2 separate regions of the Mus musculus genome follow, and region 1 is linked to region 2. Evidence: chromatin contacts called from ENCODE Hi-C or POLR2A ChIA-PET data. All regions are on one chromosome and are shown on one strand. The core of a region is the stretch at or near the end of the contact, and the rest is flanking DNA. Distances in the headings are between cores, read along the strand shown.

What was found. Hi-C counts contacts between places; a loop is a spot of excess contacts on that map. ChIA-PET counts read pairs that join two places held with the same protein, here RNA polymerase II (POLR2A).
Region 1: a map of heart shows a loop between it and region 2 (1.9-fold over the local background). The contact joins the enhancer-like site here to the promoter of Ccdc15 in region 2. A Hi-C loop is called at or near these places in 1 of 37 maps with a recorded cell type or tissue (heart). POLR2A ChIA-PET finds 5 or more read pairs at or near these places in 2 of 5 experiments (both embryonic stem cell).

The regions. Positions count from the first base shown.
Region 1 is chr9:37,382,717-37,387,486 of GRCm38, forward strand. It overlaps Hepacam (hepatocyte cell adhesion molecule), which reads left to right. Exons shown (of 7, transcript NM_175189.4): 5 at 665-738; 6 at 1,138-1,208; 7 at 1,793-3,856. The coding sequence ends at 2,095. Among named protein-coding and RNA genes, the nearest start is that of Robo4, 17 kb to the right of the region's middle. Within about 2 kb of position 2,060, at least 1 of the 3 ENCODE cell types and tissues checked has a DNase peak (open chromatin) inside an H3K27ac peak, as active enhancers do; it is heart, where a contact is called at or near this core.
Region 2 is chr9:37,345,303-37,350,773 of GRCm38, forward strand. Ccdc15 (coiled-coil domain containing 15) reads right to left here and starts at 3,055. Exons shown (of 16, transcript NM_001081429.2): 1 at 2,732-3,055; 2 at 2,436-2,621. The coding sequence starts at 2,615.

The sequences.
Region 1 (4,770 bases), core at 810-3,309, 36 kb after region 2:
TGTGTGTGTATAGGTATGAGTATGGGTACGTGTTGGTATTGGCATGGGTATGTATGGATGCACATGTGTGTGGATCCAGAGGTACACTTTTGGTATTATTCTTCTGCCTGCCTTTGCTTTCTCAGTCCTGGGGTTACAACTGTATTCGACTACAGCTATCTTTTTTAAATGGATTCTTAGGACTAACTCAAGCCCTCATGTGTATAAGGCAGTCACTTTACCAAATGGGCTATCCCTCCACCCCAGCTCCCAATTCTATTCTCTGCTCTTTGAATTTTTTCCTCCTAGTGTATTTTTCCATTGTATTTGGAGTTGCGTCTGTGCTCAGTTACCTCTGACCACCCTGCCATGGTTGATGGTGATTTCTCCTTGGGTTTGACAGCTAGCTGGGTTACTGTGCTGCCTTTTAAGACAAAGAACCTACAGTTTACAAGGGGGAAAATTCTGAAACTCACACTGAATGAACAGCCTACCTATGGTCACAATGCTAACAACAGTTTTAACATGCAAACGTAGATGTGCCTCATTCCAAAGACTACCATTCCTTGCCATCTTCTCATCACAAGGCTTCTTCTGTGGGCATTAGAACCCTTTCTGTGTCCATTGCTTAGATGTCCTGTGGTCAATAGCTCTGTTCTCGGCGGGGGGCTGGTTTGATTTGCAGGAAGAAGAGGAAGTTGGAGAAGCAAAACTCCTTGGAATACATGGATCAGAATGATGACCGCCTAAAATCAGAAGGTAAGCTCCCAGCTACCCGTGGACCCAGCCCATCAGCATTCACATCAGAGAGACCTCCTGGGAAAAGGAAAAGAGGGCGATGAGGAATTATCAGAGTCAAGAGGGTGCAGGTACAGAATATAGGTGCTGGATGGTGTAGAGCAGTGGTTCTCAACCTGTGGGCCATGACCCTCTTGGGGTAGAATGACCTTTTCTCAAAGATCGTTACAAAACAGATATTTACGATTCGTAACAATAGCAAAATTACAGGTATGAAATAGCAACAAAAAATAATTTTATGGTTGGGGGTCATCACAACATAAGGAACTGCATTTAAGGGTTACAACATTAGAAAGGTTGAAAACCACTGATGTAGAAGATCTGTCCGTGGACCAGACTCCCTATTCTTTCCCTATGCAGCAGATACCCTACCCCGAAGTGGAGAACAGGAGCGGAAGAACCCAATGGCACTCTATATCCTGAAGGATAAGGTAAGCTACTCGGTCAATGAGAACCTACAGCATGCTAGGGAGCGTGTGACGTGGCCATTCCTTTGCAATGTTTGCAGAAATCTTTGTATTTCTGCAGTATTTTCAAAAATCCCCACTTAAGAAATTGGAAAATGAGACAGAGAGACAAAACAACGTGTGAAGGGCTAAACAAGCAAATGAGTGGCAGACCTGCCCATCACAATACAAGTGACGGTCACCGTACAATCTCATGGACCACCCTAGCTCCCACCATGTCCAGGCTATTCAAAAGACCTATTTGGTGGTCGCCAGAGCCCTTCCACTCTTCTCTGCTCACATGCAATAGACCTACTTGACAGAACTTTAAGAGGATAGACGAGGCTCTGAATCATGTTAACATTTACTGAGTACCTGCCACATGTCTGGGCCACAAGGTGTCGTCTGCCGTCTGCCGTCTAGTGGACGTGGCGGGTGTGGCTGGAAACTCCCGAGAGACACACTACACACACAACCTGTGCGTGCCTCTTTAGTCCCAGTCCCTAAAACAAAGAGCTCCCAGATTGGGTTCAGGGGACAACTGATCCTTGCGTCGCCTGTGTTTGCAGGATTCCTCAGAGCCAGATGAAAACCCTGCTACAGAGCCACGGAGCACCACAGAACCCGGTCCCCCTGGCTACTCCGTGTCGCCGCCCGTGCCCGGCCGCTCTCCGGGGCTTCCCATCCGCTCAGCCCGCCGCTACCCGCGCTCCCCAGCACGTTCCCCTGCCACTGGCCGGACGCACACGTCGCCACCGCGGGCCCCGAGCTCGCCAGGCCGCTCGCGCAGCTCTTCGCGCTCACTGCGGACTGCAGGCGTGCAGAGAATCCGGGAGCAGGACGAGTCAGGGCAGGTGGAGATCAGTGCCTGAGCCTCCTCGAGAGCCCTCTGCGGTTGCCCACGGTCTGCTGTCCGCGGCTGGGGGGGGAGGCTGAGAAGTCCTGATGCCTCTGGCCAGGAGTGAAAGGAGATCGTGGCCTGATCCCCGTTTAGGGTGCACACGCGTGTGAGTTTGCACAAATGGCTGATCTTGGTGTTAAACCCGGTTGCATGTGCGCTGGGTTTACTGGCTGTGTTCTCTGGCTGTGTTCTCAGTGGGTATGAGCTGTGCCCTCTTAGGACTACATAGATTATTAAATTTCTGGCCCAATCCCCTAAAGGATTTTATGGAAACTAACAGTAATTTTACCCAGTGAGACGATCCTATGCGCCCCCTGGCAGTGTTTATACTTCCCATCCACCTCCCAATCCCACATGCCTCTAACCCCTAAAGTCTGTGGTAGCCCCCCCCCCAGCCCAATTTAGAGGCCACTTACCCCCGAACACACATTGTCCTAAAACTAAAGACAAGTCTGATGCTGGTTCCTGGGTACACAGGGCCTGTTCTGATTACAAAGATGTCGTCTTAAGGACCTTTTCTGGACATCTGCTTCCCCATCTTTCCAGGTGATAAGAGTGAACCCCAGGTGCATTCCTAAGACCCTGGGAACTTGGGGCTAGGCCAGGACAAGCTATCAGGCCTCCAGTGGCCTCCCCAAAAGTGTGTCATACTGGTCTTCCTTCCAGTTTGCGTTCATGAGAATGTGGGTAGGCTTGTTCCTATAGAGACTGGTGTGGCCACTCACCGACGACCCAGCAAACTGCCCCTGACAAGGACCTGGTTTTAACCATTCATGCTCTTCTTCCTGACTGTTATTTTACAAAACAAGCTTTCAATCATCCCCAGGAAGGCTGAGAAGCTTCCTTGAGCTGTAAGAAAAAAATAAGATTCCACTCTCCAGAGAAACGTGGAAAGAGAAAGAAGCTTAACATGCCCCAACATGTCAAAGCAAGATGGCCAACCCCCTCGCCTCCTGCTTTCCACCTGCCGTGGTCCTAGATGCTCAGAACCCAGGACAGTGGACAGAGCTGTAAAAACAGCACATGAATAGATGAAAGACAAGAAGACCCGGGGCGGGGGGTGGGGGTGGGTGGGTTCTGTCCTCTCTCCCCTAATGTCCCCAGGGACCCTTGAATCTCTTGTCCCTCCTCGACTCGTACAACTTCATCTTTTCTTCTGCATCATCTCATGAACAACTTCCAAGACCCCATATCCATCACCTCCACACCAGAACACACTTCACCCCGGCCCTGCAGGCACCAAGATTTCTGGTTTGCCTGTGTCCCCTCACCCCACCAGCATGACTCTCAGTCCCCCCATCCTGATGGCCTTCTACCTGCTCACGTGGCAGGTGTGTCTGCAGCTCTCCTTACTTAGCCAGAACCCACAATCCACTAACCTCCCCAGGTGCCTCATCCACCATAAAATAGTACTTGTAGGCGATAGTGCAGGCAGGTTAGGAGAAGCAAGACTTGGAAGACTACCTGTTGCTCAGCCTTGAGATACAGGGGTGAGGGGTAGGGTGAGATGAGAGCATGCCACACCCTGGTGCTGAATCCCGGCCGGGCTGGCTTCTCAGACTCAAGCCAAATTTGCCTTAAATTTGGATTAAGTAAAGAAGTGGGGTTTTTTTGTTTTTTGTTTTTTTAATTTTGTTTTGCTTTGTTTTGATCTTCATCTTTGTATTCACTTAGCATCTAGCAGAGTGCATAGCACAACCTGGATGCTCAATAAACTTTTGATGAAACGAAATAATTTTATTTCCACATAAGCAAAAGGAACAGATGAACAACCTGAATGTACAAGATATCTCTTTTCTTCCTTTACTGCCTTAACTTTCTTTCCATATTGCAAATCAGTCATTCCCAAACCATTACTCTCATTCATTCATTCATTCATTCACTCACTCACTCATTCATTCATGTGTTTGTTCTCTTAGTTACTAGACAAACATTCATTTGTGTCCCATTGACTATATCCCAGACACAGGATAAAGATGTAATTATGCTGTGACTTTTACTCAGAAAACAATCTTCACAGAGGAAGAGAGTAAGTGAACAGATTATTATAATGCAATTTAAAGTACTCAGGGAACATATATCAGGGGTTACAAAAGGATAGGAGGACACATTCCAAGGAGAAGGAGAAGCATGTACAAAAGCCTTGCTGGGGCAGTACACACAGGGAATTCCAAATACCGAGCCCTTGCTATGGATGGAGCATGTCGGAGAATGTGTAGGGTAGGAAGTAAGGGCATCGACCTCCAGGAGCTCAGATAGTGTATTTTGTGAAGCTGAGTTGAAAGGATCTCCTAAAGAAGGCAAAAAAGCATAGGGAGAAAGATGGGTGGGAGTATAGGTGGGAAGGTCACCGTGCAACCAAAGGAGAGACTTTGGAGAACAGGACAGGTTTGACAGTGCATGCCTACAATCTCAGTGCTTGGAAAGCTCAAGGTCAAAACCAGCTGAAGCACAAGGCGATGCCCTCATTCAAAGAAATCAAAGGGGTGAAGGGGTGGAGTGGGGTGACAGAACAGCCAGGACCTTAGAGGGCTTCGTGTATGAAAAGGAATTCAAAGTGAAGATCAGGGATTGACGTGTAGATCTATGATACGGTGCTTGCTTAGTGTTTGATTCCTAGGAAAGATGAGTCCCTAAGTTTGATTC
Region 2 (5,471 bases), core at 1,805-4,304:
TTACTAAAGAAATTCTGATGTTATACCACATGTCTAAATTGTCTTAATTTATTCTAATTTGTTCCTCTCAATCTAACTCTAACCCTAATCTCTCCCTAGCCCTTAAAACTTTGAAGCAATTAATCTAATCAAAACAGCTTGTTTATGGAACTTACCTATAAATATTAAATAGTGAATAAAGTTTTCCCACGACTTTCTATAGCTTCCTACTCCCCTTATCTTCAAATCCTGTCAACCTCCATCCTTCCACTAAACCTTCCCCTCCAACCAATCTAACCCACCATCTAACAGCGACTTCCTTATTTCCTACTGTCTCCAATCCCCGTAATAGGAGAGTCAGCTCATATCTACTTATCCAGAGTCTTTTAAACTTTTAAACTTTCCCAACCAACCCAGTCATATCTTTCTTCTTTGATTAAGAGAGATATTATTCTTAGCACTTCATCACATGCAGTCCAACTTTTAAGTTCCTTCCTGAAAGGTAGCAAAGTAGGCAAAAATCAATGACTGTGTAACTATATACACTGAACATAAATAAAATTAACTTACTATATTGCATATTAACATTTATAATTGGGGGCGTCCATGTTTTGGGGTTGTTTCGTTTGAGACAAGGTCTTAACTATGTCTGACTTGTAATGAACACCCTACGCAGACCAAGGGCATATATGGTATACAAATGCTAGGGCCCAGAGAGGCCTTCTGGGTCGTTGGTTAGTTGTTGTTTTGGGTTAAGTAGTTGTGTTCAAAGAAGAGACAAGAAGCAATTAGATATCCTAATGACAAAAGATCAAACTTGCCACAAGGGACTCCAATCAGCAGAAAGTAGTCTAGCAATAACGCTGACCCCTTCTAACTCCTGACTTTACTCAGGGGTCTCTTTCCTTTCTCCCCTATCCTTTTCCTTGTTGTTGCTATCTAGTGTCAGGGGGTTGAAAGGTTAGAAAAGAAGGGATGGAGAAGGGTGAAAGAAAGAAGGACCCTCAAAGTAGCAGAGACCAGCTACACAGGGTCTCTCTTATCTCTGCAGCTTCACTCCAGGTTCATCAGGGTTGCACACAGGTATTTTTACCTGTAAGCTACCTCCAAGACCCTTAATTAATATTTAAATGTCTTGTTTCTCCTCTAAAATCACCCATGTTAAGTACCTTGTATATTCTAAGAACATTGTATATTTCCTACATTCCACAAATACTATGTACATTAGGCAATATTATTTAATTTTAAAAACAAGGGGTGTGGAACGTGACTTACTCCCTATGCACAATAAAATTTGAACAAAAAGCTAAGGAACAGTTTGTTGAAATACTAAACAACTGTGGGCTGGAGAGATGGCTTAGTGATTAAGAGCACTGACTGCTCTTCCTGAAGGTCCTGAGTTCAAGTCCCAGCAACCACATAGTGGCTCACAACCATCTGTAATGAGATCTGATGCCCTCTTCTGGGGTGTCTGAAGACAGCCACAGTGTACTTACAAATAATAAGTCTTTAAAAAAAAAAAAAAAGAGGGGGGGAGGGTATGGGGGACTTTTGGGATAGCATTGGAAATGTAATTGAGGAAAATATGTAATAAAAATAAATTAATTAATTAATTAATTAAAAAAAGAAAGAAAAAATACTAAATAAAGCCAAAAAAAACTAGCAAAACCACTCTCATTTGTTAGCAAATACTAACAAATATTTACATCAAATATTTACAATCAAATATCAAATATTTACATGTGTAAATAAATCAAATATTTACATTAAATTAAATTAAATTAAATTAAATCAAAAATTAAATTAAATTAAATCAAATATTTACATGTGTAAACTTTTGAAAGGGCATTTCTTCATCTGAAATGCTTCTACCCTGAGTGTACAGCATTTCTATTCCTTCACAGACAATGACCATAGTTCCTCATTCGTTCAACAACTACATCCTAAGGACCTAGTTTACCCCAAAAACAAAAATAAACAAGAAGTTCCTTGGCCCCGTGGAATTTACAACTTCCTCAGAGTCTATCAGGATTAACCTCTTTCTTTTATTTTCTTATTTTCATTTTGCCTGGATCTGCATTTAAAAACTTATAAACTCTGAGCAACTACTTAACATTTGAAGAGTGACCAACTGTCATTCTTCTTATGTTACAGTGTCGGGAAATTGTACACAGTACCTATGCCATTCACAGCAAACAACCATGTTTGTGAAGTAAACTAGCCTACTTGCTGGTATGTAGTAAGAACTAAGTTAATATTTGATTGTGTCAACCAAAGATGAAGCAAGTTTTGGAAAACACATCATTGTTGTATAATTTTGACGCAAGAATATAACCTGTATCAGAATGGAAACAGCATCCTCCAGCAGTTCATCTTTCTTTAAGTACCAAAAATTTAGAGAAGGCTAATAAAAAGGGCTGGCAGCGATCACAGTAACCGGGTCAACTGACACTCACATGTGCTGGAATTCCCGACCAATTTGGTGAGGCAGGTTCCACCCAAGCCCCAACTGGTATTATGGCCTGGTTCCTCTCAGCCAGCACTGCCAAAACGTCCTTGCTCTTCGTGGGATTTAAAGCCAGGGGCAATTTTGTGGGATTCCGAGGCTTCTTGAGGGGCGCCATACCTCCTGGCATTGACTTCTGGTTAGAAGAAAAGAGAAAGAGGGACAAGGCTTAAGACAAGGGGGAAAGGCGTAAAAATTACTTTCTAGAAGGAACGGAGATGAGAGGACGAAAAAACAAGGATTTACTTGGGAGATGAAAGCCTGCCCAGAGGTGAGCATAGGCGGGCGCTAAGGGCAGGGCTTGAGTCTGAGATGACCGCGGGTGGAAAAGCGCCGGCCCACGGCATGGGGCTGGAGGGGAGTCTAAGGCCCGGGCAGGAGCCGGGGGTCTTAAGAAGCCTGGGCACAGGAGGTGGGGGGCGTCTGAAGCCCGGCCAGGAAAGCGGGGTCCTGTGAGGCTCCAACAGTTGGATAGGAGACCTGTGAAGCCTGGAGCCTGCCGCGATCCGGTCCGTCTCACACACAGACTCAAACTCCGCGGGCTGCTACGCAAAGGACAAACAGCAAACTGCCACCCCGGGGCCCACGCCTGCCCTGCCTCTTCCGCATTTGTCACCCGTCTTGGGCTGGGGAGGCGGGAATCCGAGCGCGGGGATTACGTCACTTCCGCTTCCTGCCCTTTGGTTGGGGAGGACTAGAGCGGGTTGTTGAATCCGGCAGCGAGCTTAGACTCGGCCTCTCTTTGGATACTGGCGCTGTAGTCTTCTCAAATCTCGAAGTGAGAGGTCTGACATGATGAACAGGCGAGTAAGCGTTCACCGCTGAGGAAATCTCGGGAATAGACAGAGCAGTTCTCAACCTAAGGGTCGCTACCTCTGGGGGTCGCATATCAGATATCCTGCAATGAGATATTTTACATTACAGTTCATAGCAGGAGCAAAATTACAGTTATGAAGTCGCACCCAAATTTTATGGTTGTAGGTCACCACAACATAAGGAACTGTATTAAAGAGTCGCAGTATTAGGAAGGTTGAGAACCACTGGGCAAGAACATGTTGCCAGTGGATCCTTGAGAAGCAAACCAAGCCAACAATCAACCAGACTGCGCTTTTATGCAGCCCCTAAGGTTTACAACGCTATTTCGTGATTACCTTTGACATGTTCTTGTGTGTGACCATCACAACTCACTCCAAACAATGCTTGGGATATTTCATTAAACCCAAAAGACATACACTCATTTTACTCAAGGTGTATATTCGTGCTGGGGGTTGAACCAAGGGCCTCTGGCATTCTAGGCAAGTGCAGCAGTGGAAACCCTAGCTGCCTTAATAATTTTGCTTTTAAGTTAGGGTCTCACTAAGTTGCCCATGCTGGACTTGAACTCACTGTGTAGCCCAGGCCTCGAACTTGCAATCCTCCTGCCTTAGCCTTCCCAATGGCTGCCGTTACAGGCACGTGTCACCCTGCTTTACTTCAACATACCTTATTGCAAGCATTTTATATATCAGTATGTTTTCTGGTTACTCCAGATACTCCCAGTGAACAAAGATCCCTTGTTTGGAGAATTTAAAATCCATTGGAGAATTTACACTGACATTGATAGGACATTTCCAGAGAAGACATCACTAGGGCAATTGAAGTTGATCTTTGAGTTTTGTTTGTATTTCATTTTACTCAGTACTGGAAGTTAAGCCCAGGGCTTCATACATGCTGGTCAAGAACTATATACCCTGCCAACTTTTTTTAACTAGTCTACTTTTAAACAGAAACTATATATGATCATAGAACAAGCCTTTATACTCTTCAAGGGAGGGTTTTAGGTATATAGTTGATTGTTTCACAGCTTTTAATGGGATCTCCTAGGTAGTTCAGGTTCCTCCTGCCTCAGCTTCCCAAGGGCTGGAATAACAGTCACAAAACATCATACCCAGGTATAGGATGATTCCAGGTAGGAGCTGGAGAGATGGTTAATTAAGACTGCTTCCTGCTCTTCCAGAGGACTAAAGTTCATATGCCAGCACTCACGTGCTCACACTCTCCTATAACTCCAGCTCCGTGGATCCAGTGTCCTCTTTTTGCCTCCCTAGGCACCTATATACCCCCCACATACAACACACACACACACACTGTCTTCTGGGTAGAGAATGAGCATTAATGTGGGAGCACTGACTGACTGGGAGAAGTGAAGGAGGCTGACTAGAAGAGGATGAAAGGGGTAGAATGGAGATGAGCATGCCAAGTACTCAACATAGAGCATGTTGAGTACTATAATGTGTTGAGATGGAGCACCATCAGAGAACTCTGAGCTAATGAGTACCAATTTTTTTCTTTAAAAAAAATTCCATATGCTGTCTTGAGAATTAGACAAATAAAAATAAGTGGGGAAAGGCTAGTTAAGAGGCTACAACAATTGCCCCACTATGACCTCCCTCCCCCCCAAAAAAAAATCTCATGATTTGAGAAAGAAAAGGCTGAAGTCTGGTGCTAGCCATATAGGAAACTTATTTCCTGGAAATCAGAAATAGATGTCCCAGAATGCCAATAACTTATCAGACCACCTTGCAGGAGATAGGAGCTGAAACAATTATGGGTCAGTAACCATACCTTAGCCAGGATTCTTTAATTATGCCTTCTGTTTAAACTTTATCCTCATGTTTGGACCCCTGGAAGTTGGACCTCTTTGTCCCTCTTCCCATTGTGACCATAGTGAGTAAATCATTTCTGCTTTTCATTCATGTGACTTTTAATTGGCTAATCAAGCACATGTGGCCAAAGCCAACTTGTTAGGGTAGTCTAGGCATAGTCTCTGACCCCCTAACTCTGGAAATAAGAAAATGGGTCTTCCAGGGTATCTGGCACCCTCTTCTCATTTCTGTGAGCACCAGACACAAACATAGTGAACAAAACATAGTGAAAAGCATGCAGGCAAAGCGACCATTTGTAGTCAATGAACTGAAAGGTGAGAGCATTGGACAAATTGTCCAGG